2 separate regions of the Homo sapiens genome follow, and region 1 is linked to region 2. The links are chromatin contacts, found by Hi-C or POLR2A ChIA-PET in ENCODE. All regions are on one chromosome and are shown on one strand. Each heading gives the region's core, a stretch centred on a gene start or an enhancer-like site at or near the end of the contact. The rest is flanking DNA. Distances are from core to core; before and after follow the strand shown.

Evidence for each region. A loop is a pair of places that touch in the nucleus more often than their neighbours do. ChIA-PET counts read pairs that join two places held with the same protein, here RNA polymerase II (POLR2A). Pooled maps may share reads with other maps.
Region 1: a loop to region 2 is called in a map of CD8-positive, alpha-beta T cell, with 24 times the contacts of the local background. The contact joins the promoter of ALG10B here to the promoter of ETFBKMT in region 2. A Hi-C loop is called at or near these places in 1 of 168 maps with a recorded cell type or tissue (CD8-positive, alpha-beta T cell) and 5 of 50 pooled maps. POLR2A ChIA-PET finds 5 or more read pairs at or near these places in 1 of 52 experiments (CD8-positive, alpha-beta memory T cell).

The regions. Positions count from the first base shown.
Region 1 is chr12:38,314,695-38,318,100 of GRCh38, forward strand. ALG10B (ALG10 alpha-1,2-glucosyltransferase B) reads left to right here and starts at 2,080. Exons shown (of 3, transcript NM_001013620.4): 1 at 2,080-2,370. The coding sequence starts at 2,200. RefSeq lists an enhancer at 1,151-2,350.
Region 2 is chr12:31,658,264-31,661,328 of GRCh38, forward strand. ETFBKMT (electron transfer flavoprotein subunit beta lysine methyltransferase) reads left to right here and starts at 1,425. Exons shown (of 4, transcript NM_001135863.2): 1 at 1,425-1,526. RefSeq lists a silencer at 783-1,092 and enhancers at 794-1,295, 1,213-1,372.

The DNA of each region.
Region 1 (3,406 bases), core at 830-3,329, 6.7 Mb after region 2:
TTAGCATTCTTAGGTAATATGTTTTACATCAATCGTTTCCAAATATGAAGATCAGTATTCAGTGATTTGAGATGGCTCTCTAGAATCTAGTTTTTCACAATGATCCCCCAGCAGATTTTGATGTAATTAGTCTGTAAGACGAACATTTTTTTAAAAGATGAAACTTGTATTTCAAATTGGTGTATGGAAACAGAGAATAGTGGAATGTAAATGTAAAGTTATTGGGACTAGTGAAACATTCAATTCAGTATATATTGTAGATTATTTTAACCTATAAGGCTGTGAAGTTATTTTATTACTCTTGGTCTGATGTTCTAATTCCTACACTTGGTTCTGACACTAATTTTTTATGTAATTTTAGGTAAATTATTCATTTTTTAAAAATCAGCTTCTTTTATAAAATGAAGTCAAGTAGATTATTAATAAAGATCCCTAGCCATCCTAAAACCCTATATTTCCTTGAAACTTTCCATTTTATGTAAAGCGATGTGTGCAGCATGTATAGGAGTCAAATGTTTAACATAAACTATTGGTGGCAATTGTTATGAAGAAAAATGGAGAGCATAAATGTCTAGTCTTGTTCTACTCCCTTTAAAAACGGCCCACTATTTCTAGGGTGGGTCAGTAAGCTGCAGAGTATATATAACACGATTTAGCAGGTCAATAGGTCAGGGGCTAATTACTCGTAGATCACATCAACCTCTTGAAGACTGAATCATCTGGAGATGTGTTACAAGTGACTTAAACAGATAAGTACAGCATGGAATCAATAATAAAATGGGAGATGATGGTTAAAGCAAAGCTAAGCATCACATCAGAGTAGAATCCTGACATGATTTTATTCCAGTAATGTAAATATTCCCGTCCCAGCCCTCATTCACCACTACCTCCTCTTATCATTGAGGAAACAGGCAGAGACAGACTGGAAAGGCAGTCAGCTTGATTTAAGAAACTTTCTTAAGTTCAGAAATACTGAATTATTTTTAACCCAGAAAAAGAGCTCAATTGAGAACTCTGAGGTTTGCAACCTTAAATCCCGACTCAATCTGATATATGCCTGCCAAAGGCAACCTGACTGAGGTTACCTGAGAGAAAGTTTTTCTACAAAACATGGCCAACCATGCTCAAGACAAAATTCCAACACATAATTTATCTTCGGCATTCTTCAAATTATTTACCACATCTCCTGCCCCCAACACCTAATCCCAGAATACAGGAATTTGATGATGTCTACACAGCCTATAAAAGTCCACAAATTTAAGTGCCTACTGTGTGAAAGCCATTTGGGGGACTACAAACATAAAGGATGTATAATGCCACCCACTAAGATGTTCACGCTTATGATTTAGTAGGAAAAACAGAAGGCTGCCTTATAAATATTAACAACCTAATTTACAGGCACACCTAAAACATCCCAAATTCTAAAATATATATTTTCTTCCAAATCCTACAGGGTAATATGGCTATGAGAGTGCACTAGGAGTGTCAATTTTACTAAATCCTCTGAGAGCATCCACATTTTGAAAGAGTTCTCTCTTAACCTAAACAAACAAACAAACGAACAAACACTCCTCTCACTGAAGTTCATTCGGCATTGACGGGTCTCTGGTTCTTCAAGTTTTCATCTGAAAGTCTCAGTCTTTGCTATCACAACCAACGCCCCCTTCCTACACTCCAAGGTTGATGGAATGAAATGTCTTGGAATTGAGGGTTTAATTAATTCGGATCACTGGAGAGAAAGAAAAGAAATAACGGGGGAAAAAAATGTGTTAATTTTAGGGCTTGGAATTGGAAACGTGGGGAAACGTCGCCACCTTCTGGTAAGTGATGGAAATGAGCAGGAAAAAAGATCCAAGCTAAGAAGCGGCTTTTTTTTTTTTCCAAAGCAGCAAGCCACGCCCCTCCCGCGCTCGCGAAATCCGAGACCCGCCCTTTCCGGAAGTTTTGACACTGTGCGCCCCGAGTAATGTGATGGAGAGGGTAATCATCCGGTCCGTTATCTAAACCCGTCACTCCAGGAAACAGCGACCCGCTGTTTTCCGGATCCGCGCTCTCCCAGCATCCTTTGCCTTCCGGTATGTGGCCCCGTCTGGCTAGTCCTGTCTAGCGCGCCCATTTCGAGCCCAAGTTTCCAGCTCGGGTTTCCGGGCTCAGAATTTTCCAGGAGTGGGTTCTTGGGCAGTGGCTGTGGGAGCAGGAATGGCGCAGCTAGAGGGTTACTGTTTCTCGGCCGCCTTGAGCTGTACCTTTTTAGTGTCCTGCCTCCTCTTCTCCGCCTTCAGCCGGGCGCTGCGAGAGCCCTACATGGACGAGATCTTCCACCTGCCTCAGGCGCAGCGCTACTGTGAGGGCCATTTCTCCCTTTCCCAGGTGGGGTGCCCAACCTGTCCCCACCCCAGGAGAGGCCTGAAAGGTCCCAGCGTCCCCAGCTCCTTCTCCCATCTTTAGACTTAACTCGTCCCTTTCCACCCCACCCCAGCCTCAGAACATGAAAGAAACTGGGTATAGTCTTTTGTTCCTGTCTCTGAGATCTGTGAAATATTTATTAAATGAATGAATAAACAGCAGATCTGATCCCCAGGGAGGAGTGATCTGGGAGAATACTTAGTGGGGAACTGAGCGCTCCTCTTGGCAGCTGACAATATCGATCCCACTTTGTTTTTCCTTGTCTCAGGATTAAAGGCATTCGGGTGCTCCTTGGAAATATCAGAAAACTTCCCTTTAGCTCACCTGTTAAGCACCTCACTGTGCATTTTAGGGGTGGGATAGGGTGGACTGGAGGGATCTTCGGCTACCAAAAAGTGACAATTTATAATCACAAATTCCTTCCCTGGGTATTTTTAGTGAACTATCTGTTGACTGGATAAACTGGCAACCAGTCAAGTCACATCATTTTTGAATATATATTTGACTGTGCAAGTATGTACATATAAATATCAAAATAAACATCCCCTGCTTTTCTGGTGACACAATATAGGGTACTGGCTAGAAATATAAAGTCTGTTTTAGAGAAAGATCTGATCTTAAATCTTGGTGCTGTGATTTACTAGTTTTGTGATCTTGGAGATGTTCTGAGTTTCAGAAATTCAGGTTACTCATCTGCAAAATGACAATAATCTTTACTATAGGGCATATTGTAATGTTACAATACAGAGGGTTTGGCACAATTTCTGTCTCAGTTTATGTCAGCTGTCATCATGGAGCCTGTGGTCCAAATGTTTTCCTAAACTTAGAGTCCCAAACAATGTTTCCATGCTTTTAAAAACTGGAGCATTTGCAGTTTATTTATCAAAATAAAGGCTTTTAAAGAACATTTCTTGGAAAATAGAAATAGATTTTAAGTTGTTGTTTATTGGTTGCTGCTACCTGAACCATCACTAAGCTGGTCCGGGGGCAAAAAATAAGA
Region 2 (3,065 bases), core at 175-2,674:
ACAAGCGTTTACATCAGCAACTAATTAAGAAAAAAGCAGCTCATAAGTGGATGAATGCAGTTCATAAACACATTATATCAGTTATTACACAGGAAATCTAAGGCAGAATACTGTGAAATGCAAGGTGTATAGCTTATCAACAAGAATGTAGCAAATACACCATTCAACTAAGAAAGAAATGATAAGGCTGCATCTGGGGCTGTTGACTGGAAGCACAAAGTTTCCTTTCCTTGTAGTAGTTCCTAAAGATTCCAGTTTACATGGAAAGACAGAAAGCTGTCACACCCATGGCAGGAGCGCAGAACCCAAGCGACAAATTCTAATTTTGAACAGGCAGGTGCCAGTGCATTTCTCAAACTGCAAACTAAAATGCAGAAACACGATTTTCCTGTTTCTTAGTTTTGGACCGTTTTCCCCCCTCTAGCACGCCAGAGCAGGTTTTAATTGTTGTCAGGTCAGATGGTGAGTTAACTTTGAGTGTTGAGTTGAGGGGCCAGTGGGATGTGGGTCCAGTTGAAAGGTGGATATATGTAGATCCAGACTCGAGTGATATAGGCTGCAAATAAATTGCTAGTGAATTTATGAATTATTAGAAAAGAAAGGACATTCATTATGATTTAATCGCAGTTGAATGTAGGCAGCACAGAGGGCTTATACTGTGTCTTTTTTTTTTTTTTTTTTTAAATATACGGTGTCTATTTTGCTCACCACTCTATGCCCGGTGCCTGGAAGTGCGACTGGCACATAGTAGGTGTTGCATAGTTTCAGAATGAACTTTTTAGGAATCAAAATTCTACAAACATTGCACACAGATTTAACGTTCCCTTATTTTCCAGGTGAGGTCAGGGCGCCCTTTGGTTTCGCGCTTCTGTCCCTTTAAGAAAGTGGAGGAGAAAGAAAGCGCTGCTGGGAAAAAGGGCGGGGCCGCGAGGGGCCGCCGTCCGTCCCGCCCCCTGCCGGGCCGCGGCGCTCTGCTAGAGCGTGGCTCAGTTTTGGTAGCGGGACCCCGGAAATGTAAAGCATGAGCGGGAACAGTCGCCAGGGCGAGTGACAGGCGAGCCCTATGCTTTACTTCCGAGGGCGGTGTCAGCAAAGCTAGGTAAGGAGACAGGGAGGACGGTGCCTGCCCCTTTAAGATCGACTCCACCCCGCCTCTGGAGGAAAATGACGCCGCCGTCTACCCGTTGTGGAACGTAACTCTTTTCATCCCATCAGCTCTCCTTCTCATTAAGAGAAATACCAAGTGGTCACCACAGTCACATACTTCATAACCCATGCCTCATCGGTGCTGGGACGGGAGAGGGAAGCGCCGATCTAAATGACATGGGGTCCAAATCCCAAATAATCTCTATTTGCTCTGCGTTACCTTTAAACTTAGGCTGCGTTGTGTGATTCAAGTGACAGCCTAGTACTGCTTAACAATTAGTCTAGTGGGATACCAGGCCCTGAGAGACCCCTACGATCCCAGGACACTGATGTGGGGTAACTAACACCCACTGGAAGTCTACGCTGAGTTCACAGGCTATGTATGACCTGACATGCATTTTGACCTGCCCTGTGTTTTGATATTTGAATGAGTTGCTGATGTTTACAAGCCGAAGCTGGCCGGGCGTGGTGGCTCGCGCCTGTAATCCCAGCACTTTGGGAGGTCGAGGCAGGAGGATCGCTTCAGGTCAGGAGTTCCAGACCAGTCTGGCCAACATGGCGAAACCTCGTCTCTACTAAAAAAAAAAAAAAAAAAAAAAATACAAAAATTAGCCGGGCGTGGTGGCACGCCCCTGTAATCCCAGGACTCGGGAGGCTGAGGTAGGAGAATCGCTTGAACCTGGGAGTCGGAGGTTGCAGTGAGCCGAGATCACGCCACTGCACTCCAGCCTGGGCAACAGAGACTCTGTCTCAAAAAAAAAAAAAAAAAAAAAAAAAAAGGTGGAAGCTAATGTGTCAATATCTAGATTTTTTTGATGATTTTGAGAAATCGGAGGATCTGGCAGCATGTCCTGCCTAGCCTTTTTGAACTGTTTGAAAACAGTCTCCAGCTTGCCACAGCCCCTCTGTTATTTTACAGCCAGCCTGCATCACTCATTTATGATGTCCAGCCCCTTGTGGGGATTTGGATTTTTGACCCCTAAATACTTTAGTGGATTTAAGACCATTTAAAACATTTATGCAGAAGAGATCCGAGGTCCCCAAACAACTGGGTGTATAAGTTGTGTTTAAGTTGTTCCTCATTCTCATTTATTCTAATCCGGGTGTTTTTCTATATATATATATTTTTAAACAAATCTTAGTGATCAATTGCACAGGTGTTTTTCTGTTGGAGCAAATCTTTTCAGTTTAGGCTTGGTAAAATCGAACCATCAGATACTTTTACAGAAAGAGATTTAGGAGTTGATGTTCTTTTATTACAATTAAATGCATACAGTATTTTTAAAGGAAAAAACCTGAATCTTGATTGCATTGTTTTATGATACAACAATCTTTAATGAAATAGAGTAGTCAATATAATTTGTATTAATATATCTCTGCCCACAGACAATTATAAATTCATTAACCCCCAGAACTCTTGGCTAGACTTCATAAAGGCAAAAACTGTGTTTGCCCTGTTAACTGCTTTATCCCACCACTAGAATATAAGCTTCCTGAAGACAGAAGACTTCTGTTATTTTGTTCACAGTTACCAAGCATGCCTACTTTGTTAAATTTATGAAAGAACTTTAAAGGTACAGTTGGCCCACAATATAACAATATAGCAATATAAAATTACAACAATAAAAATAACACAAAAATAGTGTAACAACTACTTATATAGCATTTACGTTGTATTAAGTATTATGAGTCATCCAGAGATGATTTAAAGTAAAGTATACCACAGCATATGCCTAGTTTATATACAAATATGATGCCATTTTATATAAGGGACTTGAGTATCCTCTGATTGTGGTATCCTGGAAGCAGGGGATACCGGAACCAATCACTTGAGGATACTGAAGGATGACTGTATGGCTGATTTCCTGTAAGAGGCATTTTCTTGAGGATTCTTTCAAAATCAAATGCTTGTATATTTG